Regions from separate parts of the Homo sapiens genome. Here regions 2 and 3 are each linked to region 1. A link is an interaction called in ENCODE POLR2A ChIA-PET data of the cell type or tissue named here. Cell type or tissue: MCF 10A. All regions are shown on one strand. Region 1 holds the start of CXCL1 (C-X-C motif chemokine ligand 1). Region 2 overlaps LOC105377277 (a long non-coding RNA gene). Region 3 has its middle 48 kb from the start of CXCL1.

Region 1 (5,000 bases):
AATTTCCTCTGGACTGTGATGGTTCTTCAATCTGCCCTTATTTTTCATGACATTGACAATTTTGAAGAGTACCACTCAGCCATTTAAGATTCTTTGATTTAGGTTTGAAGCATGCTTTTCTCATGATTAGACTTGGGCTATTAATTTTTGAAAGAGCACCAAAGAGGTATGCTGTTCTTGTGACATCATATCAAGGGGGTACATGATATGCACATGACATCACACTGATGACGTAAATCTTCCTCATTTGGTATAGGGCGAGTTTACCAGGTTTTCTCATGGCAAAGTTACTATTTTATTTTTCAGAATTGTGTACTTCAGGAAAATATAACAAGCTATTTCAATGCCACAGGAAAGATATGCTGTTAGTGAAACAAAATTATAGAGATGTGTGACCATTTTGCTGTGTTTTCATTTAAGAATATGTAAATTTGAACCATTCAACTAGGGCAATAACAGATTTTTTAAAATCATTCTACTCTTGAAAGTATTAATTATATATCACAGAGTGTTTTTATCATAGTATAATAGTTAAATGCCATTTTATCTGACTTTGATTTCCAGGCTCAAGGATGTATGACCTTAGGCAAGTGACTTAACCTCTCTGCACCACAGTTTCTTTATTTGCAACTTAAAATCTCATAGACACAACAATATCTACTGATACTGTAGTTATCAGTACAAGCACAGGCTTGTTTGGAAGACTGAATGAGTTAATATTTGTAAACTGCTTAGAAGAGCAGAAAATAAATGCTCTGCCCTTTGCCTCGGGTGTAGAGGTTTAGCAATTTGCCCTTGGTATGCAGCAGCATAATCAAGGAAGCAGCATATTTTTTATTTACCAGAATTCTGTAAGCTCTTATAATTTAGCTCCTTTGTTGAAGAAAAAAAAGCAAATTTTCAGCGACCTGTGAATGTTTGTTTCATAGACAAAGTGAAGAGACATTAGAGAAGAAAAATCTCTTCTTGCCTTTTTGGTTTGTATAAACTTTATAAAATGAGCATATATTACAACTACAATTAGAAAACAAAACAATACATTTTTCAAGTTTTAAAGAATCATTTCCATGTTTCTGGAAATTTCAGTTTCCCATCAAATCCCAGAAAAAGAGTGATAATAAGAGGTGTAATCACTCAAACTTTCAATTATGCATGAGCTAGTCACACACTTAATAAACTTTAGATTATATGTCATTTCCTATTCCTTACTACTAATTTGAACCTTCCTCTAATTTTCTTGATTTTTCCCTTAGAGTCATATTGATAAATACTAGAGTTTTTTTAAAAAATAGTCATTCCTTTAGTACATCTTTTCAATAAATAAGATGAAGACTATTACATTCAAAGTCCCTTTTTATATACATGAAGTGATTGAAAGGTGGACTACAAAATAAACCAATGATCTGTCTGAACGGTAACAAATAAAATTTCATCTAAGTGTACCTCGTGGTAGAGTACATATTTGTCTTCCTTTCTGAAAGCCTGATACAGAAAATTTTATTTCAATTTTTGTAAATTCTCAGCTGAGTTTCTTTTTTAAAAAATTTAGATTTAGAAGTTTGCAGCATTGATTACAGCTTGAAACTGATGAAGATATTTGGGACACTGTATTTGGTCTCCATTGGGTCAATGCTTTTTCATTTATTCTTCCTGTTAAGAAATATAAGTAATCAGGAAGATGTGAAAAGAGAAATAATTGAAAAAGACTGGAGTACATATACTATCTACAGTGTCTGTTTTAAAGAAACAACATTCTAGCACACCTTTCTACCCTTGACTAAGATTACTGTAATGAGAGCACCAGTACCCCTGAGTAACCGAAAGGGCATTTTGGAAACTGAGCTTTTGGTGTTTATATGAACATTCTGTCTTCCAGGACCTGCCTTGATTTATTCAAGACTCATACTGCTGTATATGGTGTTGTATACATTAGGGGTAGTTGGGTAGCAGTAACTGATATAGAAAATTTTAAATGTAAAAAACACTGGGGAGTGAACCTTTCCATTATATATATATATATATATATATATATATATATATATATAAATATATAAATATATATATAAATTCACATCAGGATGAGTTTCTGTTTAGGCAATGTTGGAAAACGCTATTTCCATTTTTTTTTTAAACAAATATTTAACAAACATTTATAAGGCACTTAAATCCATGCTGGCTCTTACAAATGTTGACTCATTTCTCATAACCACCTTGGGGTAGAAACGGAGAGGCTAAACAATCTGCAGGCGATGCTTCACTACTAAATGCAGGTGGCAGCCTTGCCTGTGTTCTCTGCTTGGCTAGGAACACAGGTCTTACCTATTGAGCTGGGCTGTGTAGAACTCTGTTGTGGAGACATCTGCCCCTGGGGCAGAAGCCTCTGCTTTTTCCCCCTCCTCCCATCTTACTCCATGTCTCAGAGAGCTCTGAATCCCACTTGGAGAATCACACTTAAACCCTCTAAAAACCTAATGATGAATAAAAATAAGTTCTCTAGAACTTCTGGAGAAAAAAGTAATAAAGCTACCAGGTTAAATGACTGAAATTCCTGAGAGAAAACAACATGTGTGTGTTTCTCTAGAAAGGGGGCCCAATACTGAATACCAGGAAGTCCTATAGTAAATGGAATGTGACTCTATGTGGGATCCGGCGTTCCTATTTCATCCGAATGCATGTCTGCTGCTTCAGTGGGAAGGGTGCTTGCACACCAGGTACCCACTCCCTGGTGTCATGTGCTATGCAGTCCAAAGACAGAACCAGGAATGGTGAGCCCATGAGCCTGCTGGACCCAGCCCCTCCGAGGTCCGGAGTGACAACCAGTGCCGTATTTCTAGATCAAACCTGAACCCCTCCTACAGGGAAAAGATTTCCAGGGGATTTTGAAAGTTCCAACATTTTACAGGGAAGAAGGAAGATAAGCAGGATATGAAAGAAGAGTTCATGTTATACAGCCCTGGCTTCCACTGACGCTAACACTGGATTCAGCTTTTGACACTGATAATCTGTTGCCACCAAATGGAAAACGTAAACAAGATATTCTAAGTGTGGTTAGAGAATATGCAACACAAGGAACAAGCAGAACATTCTTCTCTGGAATCTGACATAATGGACTGTACTTTCACAGACAGCACTGATGTTAGATGTACGTGAAATAGGCTAAACTGAAAATAAGAAAGGCTGAGGCAGAGAGGATAATATAGCTCCAGCCTATCTCCCAGCACCTTGTTAATTTCTCTCAATCTCCAGCCACAAATCCGAGACACAACGCTCTTCCTCCAAAGAGGTCGCGCCTTCTCTGTGGTGGTTCTCAGGGATCCGCCCCAGCTCCTTCTCCGTTCCCAGCCCCACACACTGGGATCACCAGGCACCCAAGATCCCACCTCTCAGGTGGTATCTTCAGCGCAGGCTGCCACTCAGCCCCCCTCCAGGGATCTGGGGCAGAAGGCGAATATCCCAGAGTCTCAGAGTCCACAGGAGTTACTCTGAAGGGCGAGGCGCGGGCTGCATCAGTGGACCCCCACACCCCACCCGCACCCCAAGCGCTCCACCCTGGGGGCGGGGCCGTCGCCTTCCTTCCGGACTCGGGATCGATCTGGAACTCCGGGAATTTCCCTGGCCCGGGGGCTCCGGGCTTTCCAGCCCCAACCATGCATAAAAGGGGTTCGCGGATCTCGGAGAGCCACAGAGCCCGGGCCGCAGGCACCTCCTCGCCAGCTCTTCCGCTCCTCTCACAGCCGCCAGACCCGCCTGCTGAGCCCCATGGCCCGCGCTGCTCTCTCCGCCGCCCCCAGCAATCCCCGGCTCCTGCGAGTGGCACTGCTGCTCCTGCTCCTGGTAGCCGCTGGCCGGCGCGCAGCAGGTGGGTACCGGCGCCCTGGGGTCCCCGGGCCGGACGCGGCTGGGGTAGGCACCCAGCGCCGACAGCCTCGCTCAGTCAGTGAGTCTCTTCTTCCCTAGGAGCGTCCGTGGCCACTGAACTGCGCTGCCAGTGCTTGCAGACCCTGCAGGGAATTCACCCCAAGAACATCCAAAGTGTGAACGTGAAGTCCCCCGGACCCCACTGCGCCCAAACCGAAGTCATGTAAGTCCCGCCCCGCGCTGCCTCTGCCACCGCCGGGGTCCCAGACCCTCCTGCTGCCCCAACCCTGTCCCCAGCCCGACCTCCTGCCTCACGAGATTCCCTTCCCTCTGCAGAGCCACACTCAAGAATGGGCGGAAAGCTTGCCTCAATCCTGCATCCCCCATAGTTAAGAAAATCATCGAAAAGATGCTGAACAGGTGAGTTATGGTTTCCATGTACACAGGCGACTGGAGCCGTTGGTCAGAAATACTGGCATGTGCCCCCTAAAAATAAAATCAGGAAAACCCAGGGGTTAGTTGAAGGACTAGAAATTGGGATTATTGTTTTCACAATTAAGGTTTCCTTTACGATAATTACTGCTCTGGTGCCAGAGGATATTCCCAATGCCTGGCGTCCCCACCCTGGTTCTTCCTTCGTTCCAATGAATGTAGGTAAAACTGCCTTCATTTGAGGCCCAGTAGGACAAACAGCAACAGGTTCTGGCTGTTTTTAATCCAATAGTACAGTGGAGACCACCGCCCCACCCCACCCCCATTCCTAAAAGAGCATCCCAAGCTTAGAGGTCCCTGCCACACAGCACAGCTGTCATAGGCAGTAGCCACTTGGTTGCCAGGCTGGGGAAACTGCATTCGGAAAACTCTAGAGGCTGGAGGAGCAGGGCAGGAGAAGAGTGTTGTGCAATCAGCTTTCCCGAGCACCTACTCAGGGCACCCATTTTCTCATTGCAGTGACAAATCCAACTGACCAGAAGGGAGGAGGAAGCTCACTGGTGGCTGTTCCTGAAGGAGGCCCTGCCCTTATAGGAACAGAAGAGGAAAGAGAGACACAGCTGCAGAGGCCACCTGGATTGTGCCTAATGTGTTTGAGCATCGCTTAGGAGAAGTCTTCTATTTATTTATTTATTCATTAGTTTTGAAGA
Region 2 (5,000 bases), 250 kb after region 1:
GAACATCCTCCTTCTGAGACACTAAAATGCTGTCAGAGCATTGTTCCTCCTGTTGAGTAATTCTAATAAATTTAACGTTTCCTGATTGAAGGGGTTTTTTGTTGTTGTTGTTGGTAGTATTTCTGATGAATTGGCAGTTGATATGTTCTATTGGAGACTAGAACATAAGAATGGGGAAGGTGATACTTATAATAATCTATCTGGGTATAGTTAGGATCTTCACATGCCACACTATGTAGTGACATAATTTGACCTGGAAATAGCTGGTCACATTGGCTATATTGATAGCAACAGGAGATAGACAAATTCTTAGGCAGACAGGGATGCGTCCCTGGTAAAACCTGATCTCCAAGCCAAAGACAGCCTGAAGACTGAAAACTGAGCTGCCAGTTCGGGGTAGAGCCCATGACCAGAGTGAGAATTTCCTCGATGCCTTTTAGCCAATATAATGATGCTTTTTCCAGGCCCACCCATGGACCAATCAGCATACACTCCCCCATTCTGAACCCATAAAAACCCCAAACTCAGCCTTACAGACAGCCACCTGCTTTTGGGCCTCCTCTCACACAGAGGACCATCCACTTCAAGTCCCCTCTTGTGTTGAGAGCTTTTCTGCCACTCAGGAAAATTCTTCTCTGCTTTGCTCACTCTCCGGTGTCTGTGTACGTCATTCTTCTTGGTCACAGGACAAGAACCCGGAACATGCCAAAAGGGTGTAACACATACTCCTGCTCACTGAGTTACAGGAGTGAAAAAAACCACTGGGTGCCGCATGCCCCTATTTAGCAGGTACAAATGAGCTGTAACACAACACACCCCCATCCTCCAAGCTGCAGGCAGCAGGGAGAGCTGTAACATGCCTCCATCCTCCGAGCTGCAGGCTCAAAGAAGTGAAGCAGTTAGGCACTATTCCCTCCTGGCCAGCTTGCTGAACTACAAAAGCTGCAACATTTCTTGGGAGCTTAGACCTCAGGATTCCCCAGGCGAGAGCTGTAACATCACCTGGGGCTCCACAGTTGCTGGCATCTCTGAGTTTTCAGGTGCCACTGCATTCCCCTCATCTAGACTCCGGCTCCCAATGCAAAAGCTGCCTGTGGCATGCCAAGTTTAGCCACAGGCAAAACACAGAGTCCCTGTTCAGATGTGGGATCCAAGCAGGTAGCACAAGCTGAGTACAGCCCATCAGGCTGAGTGGGAAGAGTGAGCCCAGCAGGCCTTGGCAAGACTACAGGCAGAGGTCACAGCAGCCACAGAGATTTCCAGCTGGTGAAGCAGCACTGAAGGAGTCCTGTAACAGTATGTTAGTCTACAAACTTGGTAAATTCTCATTCTCTGTTTTCTGTGACATTTTGATTTTAAAAATTTTATTCTCCAATACATCGCAAGGACTGGATATCTTGCCCTCTATTTTGAAAGTATGGTGTCCAAATTCATAGGAGAAGGCAAGGGTAGGTGACTCAGAAGGCACACACACCAAAAAGAGTCATTGGAGGAACAACCCAGGAAGCCATAGAAGAATGTTATCCCAAACTAGATGGAAAAGTTTTGTTTTTATGTAATTTAGAAAAACATTCTTATTATTTATTTGCTTAAAGTTTGTCACCATTTTTTCAAATTTTTTTTATAGAATGCCATCCTATTTAAACTACTATCCACAACATGAAATATAGTTACCACAAACATAAAAATAGCCAAGTGGTGGAATGGGGAGGAGGGACCCTGAACTGTTGACCAGGAGGTGGCCTCTGGTAAGCCTCACCATACCTTGATGAAAGAGCCCTCAAAACTCTCCATCTCCTTTGACTTTAATTCTGTACAATCTTCTAATTTAGATACTGATATAGTTTGGATGTTTGTCCACTCCAAATCTCATGTGGAAATGTGATTCCCAATGTTGGAGGTGGGGTCTGGTGGGAGGGGAATGGATCTTGGGGACAGATTCCTTATGAATCGCTTAGCACCATTCCCCTTGGTGATAAGTGAGTTCTTGCTCAGTTAGCTCATGTGAGATCTGGTTGTAGAGTCTGGGACCTTCCCTCTTCTCTCTTTTGATCTCTCTCTCACCATGTGACAATCACTGCTCTCCCTTTTTCTTTTGCCGTGATTGTAAGTTTCCTGAGGCCCTCACCAGAAGCAGTTGCTGAAGTCATGCTTGCATAGCCTGCAGAACCATGAGCCAATTAAACCTCTTTCCTTTATAAGTTACCCAGTCATGGTTATTCCTTTATAGTGCTTTATAGTCCTTTATAGTGACTCATAAATGGCCCAATACAGGTACTTAGCCTTTTGGTTAAAAGATACCAACACATAGGTGACTAGATTGCAGATCATTGGCATTTTGAATTGTTTTTTAAGTACCCATATTACTGTGGTTTACGCCAAATTGAATCTATTATGTAGAAATATGCCTATAAAACTACTTTCAAATTTGTACAAATATCAGTTTCTCAAAGCGTATATATATATATATATGCATGCATGTGTATGTGTCTGTTTAAAATACACCTGCTGGGGATTAGCATTGAGCTGAAAGACAAGGTCCTGCCCTTGCCCTAGAAGAGTTTGCAGTGTAGATGGAGACCACCTGACACCTCACCTGATCCCTGATAGCAATTCCAGGCCAACTTTCCTAAGCACTATGGGAATTCAGACTAAGGGCCAGATCACCGTTGCCTGAGATTCCATTGTGATGTTAGAATTCACATTCTCATTCTTATTCAATAGAACTGACTCGTTCACCAGAGCACCTACTATGTTCCAGGTGGTATCATAAGAACTTGGGAGACATCACTAAACAAAATAGAAAAATCCCTGCCCTTATGGAGCTGACATTCTAGTGGGGGCTTGGTTTTTTTCCTTGGGTACTGGGTTTGTTTTTCCATGATGAGCATATCCTATGATGCACTATAGCACTCAAGCAAGATGCCTGAAGCAAAGGAGGTGAGTCACCATCACTGGGATAAAAAAACAGGTCAGAGAAGTAGAAGTTATTTTCTCTTATAATTTTAAATTTTGCCTTAAGCTCTTCTTTTGAAATGTTCTAGGCCAAAGTAATGATTCATGGATTCAGCACACTTTCCTTTGTTGAAAAGCACTGCTTGTTCCCCCTCAAAGCTATGTGAGAGGCTGTGTAGGAGAGAGTGGAGAGCAGGTAGCCTACCGGACCTACAGTTCACCATTTCAGCCCTGTAATTGACCAGCTGTGGGACCTCAGGTAAGCTGGCTAACCTCTCTCTTACCAATGGTAGATGACTATGAAAGCTCCAAACTCTCTCACAAACATAGGAGATTATTAGCATACAAATTAATGTCTAGGTTTGTGGGTCTTGAGGCTTCAGTGGAGGTCATGGGCAAAGCTGCAAAGAGCATGGGAATTAAAATACATGCTCCAGGATAGGCAGTGTGCTGGCTTTTTCTATGGATTAATTCATTTGATTCTCACACCAACCTCAAAAAGAAGGATTATTAGCCCTTGATAGATGAGGTAACTGGGACTCAGAGAAGTTGTGGAGCCAGGATTCTAGATCAAAGCATTAAGTCTTTGCTTCTGTGCTCTTTCACCTTGGCCAGGCAGCTGCCCTTGCCCAGTAAATGGTACATCACAGTAAGTGTTTTATTAAAATGCCATTTCCCTGAAACAAAGAAATGATGGTATTAGGGGGAGGGCAAGGGAGACATTTTGAGAATATTTAAGTATATATGATGACTATTTCTTCTTCAAATATCTATCTGGTATAAAACTACTATTCTGTTACTCTAATTATTTTTTGACCATAGGAGAGACTGCGACAGAAATTCCATTAGTGGATTTGAGATTGAGTTTAGAATATTTATTTAAGTAGAGCTAAGTGTGGCAATATCTGTCATATCTATTAGTTTGGAGAAATGAAGAAGCTTTTTTAGTTATAGATCCAGACACCAATGCTAATACCAAATACTACAGCCAGTGTTCTTCTGTCGCCATAGTTGTTACAAGTATGACAGCCTCCCAAGTCATTTATTGATTCAACTCCCTTTTTGTTTTAATGTTGACACACTAGTTTGTATGAACAATGAGCACACTAGCTCAGAAGAGGACAACAAGAATTAGCGCGGATGGTTCTTCCCCTTGAGGGGGTGCTCTGTCAGTATGAACATGCCTTCATGGGCAGAAATTAGGAGCCCACTAGCTGTTAATGAAGAGTGCTTTGCTTTCCTTTCAGACAGCAGTTTCCAAAGTTCCTCTTCTCCTTTAATGGCATTGCCCTTTAGTGTGTGTTAACCTGTGGTTTGAAAGAAATACTCGTGTATATTAGCAATGTAAATATAAGTGATTAAATTAAATTACATTTATCAATAAAAATAGCTATTATCGATAGCTGAATGCATAAAGTATGCAGCATCACATACGGATGAACTCACCGTTTGTCGTGCTACTACAGGTACATGCTCTACAAACACAGAAATTCTGATATTCTATGAAACATTATTAAATTCCAATTGAACATGATCATTCCAATCAAATAAGGGGAAAAAATATAAAGTATTTGTAATCAAAGACCCTGTATTGTTGAGTATATTCCTGAAGGGGAGGGGTTTGTTTTGTCTAGGATTGATATAAAGTGAATTATCTGCTTATGATTTTTCACTCTGATTATTGGAATAATATTCTCCACACTAGCTCCTGGATCTGTGCATTTCAACCTTGTCTCTTCCATACCTGCATCATTTTGGTATTGTGTATATTAGGACACATTCTGATTTCTGCATCAGAACGCTGAGTGAGTGTGCACAGTAAGCAAAGGAGTATACCTGGGAGCCAGTCTCACACCAGGATGGCTAGTAAAAACAGAACCATTCATAACATAACTGTCAACCAATAAAATACATATCACTAAAGCTAAACTAAATTCGAGTACCCTCAACTCAACTTCCCCCAGCCACATCTCAAAAACATGACTAGCTACTCCAACATCACCCAATATAAGGAGAACTGTAAAGAAATAAAGTCAGAGTGAGAG
Region 3 (5,000 bases), 49 kb after region 1:
AGACATACACAATCACTTTGAAGTTCTCACTGCTGAGCAACTGTAGTGACTTATATAACTACACCAATATTCAACAGTTTGGATCTGGCTATCAGCAGTAGAAAATTTCAAATTCAACAAGATTCAGAGAGATGTAGGTTAATGAGCTTTGGCTTATTCAAAGTGAAAAATCTGCTAATGCTATGATAAAACAGAGAACAAAAACTCAAAATAACCAATCAAAATAGCTAGACGTTTCTTTGAGGCACAAGTAAATCTCTGTCCCATTGTCGAGATTTTGTTTATAAACTCTTTCCCCCATGATTCCAGCTGCCTAAAGGAGTAACAAAACAGCTTAAATTGAGAGCTGTGGGTAACATGGCATTAAATTCTCTCTGTACTTTTTTCTTTTCCCATTGCTTTCTTACAGTATCTGTCACTTTGTTCTTTGTAATAAAGTACAAAAATTTCACATTGGGTCTTTAAATCAAGCTCTCATTAATGAAGAAAAATGTGATATTGCAGAATAATCACTACTAGTTGCCAATTTTATATATATATATATATATATATATATATATATATATATATATATATATGAAATACCATCAAAGATAATTATATGTTTTTATTTGGTGTCAGTAAGGTAATACAATTTCTGGGGAACAAAAATGCCTGGAATTTGCAATAGCGTAACCCATAGAGTATTAGTCATGAAAAGATCAAGTAGGAACAATCCTAATTGCCATTTTGAAGGGATGTTTAATGGTGACCCATGGAGAGAAGAATATTGGTACCAGGGCATACAGAAAGTGTTCCATTGAACTTAAAGCCACAGCTGCCACCTGGTCACTTTGGGTTCCTCATGCTTGTGGGCCAGAAGATAAATAAAAAAGTTATACTGTTTGATATAATTGACTCAGATTGTCAGGAATAGTTCAGATCATTGACACTTATGGGGACTTGTGATGTTTCCATGCCATGGAAAAATGGTAAATAAGCGATTTCAGCAACTGTGGTTAGACAAGGGCAAGACAACCAAGAGCTCAAACCCCTCAGGGATGAAAATTTAGGTGACCCTACCAGGTAAGCATATTGAATTATTTCAATTTCTGACAAAACACAGTGAAAATCTAGAATGGATTGAAGGAGGGAGATGATGAATATTGATGATGGCCTAAGGACCAGGTGCAGTAGTGATGAGGGTAGCTTGTTTCTCTAAAACTAAATGACCAAGAAAATTCAATATGAGCTCCTGTAAATTGGAGTAATGCAAGACTATGAGTGATGCAATTCTGAGTGAAGCAGACCATGACATTCATTTATTTTCCTCCCCATCACATACCCCAAACTTACCTTTCATCTCAGTCACAACTGTAGTGAAGAGCTCCAGAAAACCTCAGATTCATCCTGCACTGATAGCAGTCCACTGTAAGAGCAAGCATATTTTTGCATTCTGCTTCAAAGCCTTCCCCAAGGTAGTGGGAGTCTGCTTGACTAGTATGGAAAAAGAGTCCCAAGTAGAGGAAGAGAGTTTATGTCCCTGGGAGTAATCCTCAACCACTAGGCAAGGAGAACTGATGGTTACCTGCACCAGACTCCAGGCCTTCAAGGCAAGCAATTCCAGAAAGCATTCTATGTGCTCCCCACAAATTCCAGAGGAATGGAGGCCCTGTTTCTCATAGCAGCAACTCAGTGAGGCATACATTTATACTGGCTTCCCACTCCTCCAGGTTTCACTCCTCTTACCTCTTATGTTTGTGTCTTGGATACCCTCGCAAATCAACTACAAGGACCCAAGTCCTTGTCTGAGGTTCTGATTTTAGGAGAGTAAAAATTATGGCAATTCCAAAAGAATAAAAAATAAAAATAAAAAATCTCCTGCCTACAAAAACACATTTTTTTCTGGGTGTTCTATAGATTATAAAAACATTTATTTTTCTATTTTGCAATTGGCCATTTTAAAGCTCTTTGGTTTTTATTTCTTTGGTCCTGTGTTGCATTCTCATTTCAGAAGTAGCCAGTTAGCCCAAAGCGTTTATTTACTTTAGTCTTAGTGTGGTAATGGTACCGTCCCCAATGTTCTGCCTGTCACTTTTCTTAGTTTAATGTTGTAGTAAACAAAGTTAAGACACCACCATAATTCTGAGGTATGTTTAACACTTGCTCAAGAGGTTAACTTCTTGTGTTTTTTTCCCAAATGACCTGATTCCCTCATAGTCTCTGTGGTTAGTTGTATTTGGAGGTATTTGGCTCTGAATTTAAACATTTAAATGTGGTTGGCCTTTGGAAAACACCAGACAGTGAGTCAGAGGCTTTTCATTCCTTTCTATGATTCTGAGCATTATGTTGAGAAACCTCCTACCCTCTCTAGGCAATTTCTCCATCTGTAATGGAGCCACCCAGCACTTTTCTGTATCCTGGATTAGAGTCAGTGTTAATAGCACTGGGAGACTCTTTGATACTTTAATCAGAAATGGGCCTAATTCCATTAAATTTTCTTGTGTTTATAATCTAAGCAGGGGTGCCCAATCCCCGGGCTATCAGTCTGTCCCCTGTTAGGAACTGGGCCACACAGCAGGAGGTGAGCAGCAGGCAAGACAGCATTACTGCTTGAGCTCCATCTCTGATAAAATTAGATTCTCATAGGAGCATGAACCCTATTGTGAACTGCATGCGAGGTTTATAGGTTGCGAGCTCCTTGTGAGAATTTAACTAATGCCTGATGATCTGAGGTGGGGCAGTTTCATTCCCGAAACTACTCCCCCACCCTCACCATCCTTGGAAAAATTGTCTTCCACAAAACAGGTCCCTGGTGCCAAAAAAAAGGTTGAGGACCGCTGATTTAAAGTACTTCTATTAGTTGTTATATTTTGTCGTGTCTGGAAAAATGTGTTAACTATAAGAGAAGAGAGAATGATCTTTTGTACTTTGATAGAATAATTGCATTCTGATACAGGAAAATAAAACTATTTCTAAGTGGGGGAAACAAAATCATTTCTTAAAACACTGAATAGACTATTAGCCCTTTACATGGCTTTCTGAGTCTCATTCTGGCCAAGTCAATACTATGTTGCCTCCTAGTTTTACAAGGGTACATTCCTTCCAATAAAACAATGTGTGAATCCACAGGACACTCCAAGAAAATGAGGAATGGCATTTATTGGTACCTTGTTAGAACACAAGCATAAACCTCTACTGCACTAAAGCTGTGTGTGAAAAGAGTCTGGGAGAGAAGGAAGGGGCGGTATGGCAGCAAATGATTCTATAGGGATGCGTGGGAGTGTGTGTGTGTGTGTGTTTTCTCAGTCTGTGTATGTGTGTTTTCTGGGTGTTGTTAAGAGGTAGTCTGTAATAAGAATATAACTCCACTTACTTTTCTATTAGAGATAGCATTTTGTTGTACAAATTCTCTTTGAAGTTCTTTGATAAATCTTTGGCTCATTCATTAGTATCTTAGGGTCAAGTGCTATAAACAGATTAATAACTTATTTTGTTTTCAGCACTGATATGGAAGGGGATTGGGCATGGGGCGTGAGGAATAATTTTCATTTTGAAGATGACGTGGATCTGCATGACAGTCTCTGGTCTTCCAGAGAGAAGTGACAAAGCTCTAGGTTCCAGAGATACAAGAATGAGGAGGAGGCAAAACAGCTTGGGAATGAAGGTGAAAGCTGACAAAAAGAAAAACTGTTTGACAGTTGTTGACTTTGCAATTTTTCCTGATAAACTCTTACAAAAGTATCTCCAGGTTAGTATGAAGATAAGAGAACATCCCTATCGATTTATCCCAGTTTTCCCAGTCAAGTCTGTGTCCCAAATGGAAAAAGAGAAAAAGAGACCAATTAAAAGGAACTAGAAAAGAAAAAAACTATATATTACTAAACACACATGCACTCGCACACACACACCAAGGAGTTCTTGAGCTCATTTTCCCTGTCTTTCATACTTACCAACAAAAATATTTAAAACATTAGGATTTATATCCTCTAATACTTATCTTTTATAAGTACTATGTAAGACATTAATAAATGCACAGAAGAAATTGATGATTCAGAGCGAGAGAAATGAGACAGCTACTTCAAGTTTACTTGCAGGAGGCGATTGATTTTGGGAGGCTTTAAAAATAAAGGTAGAATGTTTTATAAGGTTTTTCCTAAACTGGTAAATACCTGAACTTAAATTTAAGATAAAAATTTTATCTCCAATTCTAATAAATTTCATTTCTCAATTTCTTTTGGATCCAACCTGACCACTCCAGCTCTGTTTTCTCTATCTATGTATCTGTTGCCTAAAATATTATTATAGGCCAACTTAAAAGTCATCCTCAACTCTTCTCTTTCTCCCACACTCTACATCCAATCCAACAAAAAATCTTGTTGGTTCTACCTTCATAACCACTTTCACTGCTACCCCCCTGGGTTGAGCCACCATCTTCAGTCACCTGAATCATTGCAAAAGGCTCCTAACTGGTATCTTTAAGCTCTTCTATGTCTATTCTTAACACACTTGCCAGTGCAATCTTTACAAAATGTAAGTCAAACTATGATTCTGCTCTGTTCAAAATCCCCCATTGGTTCTCCTCTCACTCTGAGTTAACATCCAAATCCTTAGAGATGGGTCACAGGCCTTACCTCCCGAGGCTCCCTATTCCCTCCTTGATAGCATTTTCAACAGTGTTGTTTCCCTTGCTCACTCACCCCAGCCACCATGGGCTCTTTACTGTTCCTTAAACCCACAGCAGCTGTGCTTCTATTTTGTGGCTATTTATTTTGCCTGGAATCCCCTTCCACCAGATATCTACTTGGCTAACTTCCTCAGTCTCCTAACCTATTCACTCACATCTCCTCTTCCCCAAGAGGAGCATTCCTTCAAGCTGACTCCTGTTTCTGAGTTTCTGAGCACTCCCTTACCTTCTGGAATAAAAAGCTATTCCAGGCTCGCCTCACATTTTCCCTTCAGTTGCTCTCAAGCCTTCATCGAAGGACTGTATACTTGTATAAATCAGCATATGGACATTC

The links. ChIA-PET counts read pairs that join two places held together with the same protein. Peaks named below come from ENCODE experiments on the same cell type or tissue, not always from the same donor. Only the 100,000 strongest peaks of a DNase experiment are listed, where the experiment ranks them.
Region 2: POLR2A ChIA-PET joins it to region 1 with 32 read pairs; 2 of 35 experiments call an interaction of 5 or more read pairs at or near these places.
Region 3: POLR2A ChIA-PET joins it to region 1 with 61 read pairs; 5 of 35 experiments call an interaction of 5 or more read pairs at or near these places.

What each region holds. Positions count from the first base shown.
Region 1 is chr4:73,865,712-73,870,711 of GRCh38, forward strand. It overlaps CXCL1 (C-X-C motif chemokine ligand 1), which reads left to right and starts at 3,682. Exons shown (of 4, transcript NM_001511.4): 1 at 3,682-3,859; 2 at 3,958-4,081; 3 at 4,195-4,278; 4 at 4,810-5,000. The coding sequence starts at 3,760. The coding sequence ends at 4,825. In MCF 10A, a CTCF peak has its summit at 2,293; DNase peaks (open chromatin) are centred at 2,280, 3,280, 3,430 and 4,770.
Region 2 is chr4:74,111,444-74,116,443 of GRCh38, forward strand. It overlaps LOC105377277 (a long non-coding RNA gene), which reads right to left. Exons shown (of 2, transcript XR_938878.2): 2 at 3,816-4,262. It also overlaps a transcript of MTHFD2L not described here. Among named protein-coding and RNA genes, the nearest start is that of CXCL2, 15 kb to the left of the region's middle. In MCF 10A, no CTCF peak of the experiment used is centred here; DNase peaks (open chromatin) are centred at 718 and 2,998.
Region 3 is chr4:73,915,092-73,920,091 of GRCh38, forward strand. No RefSeq gene overlaps it. Among named protein-coding and RNA genes, the nearest start is that of CXCL1, 48 kb to the left of the region's middle. In MCF 10A, no CTCF peak of the experiment used is centred here; a DNase peak (open chromatin) is centred at 2,230.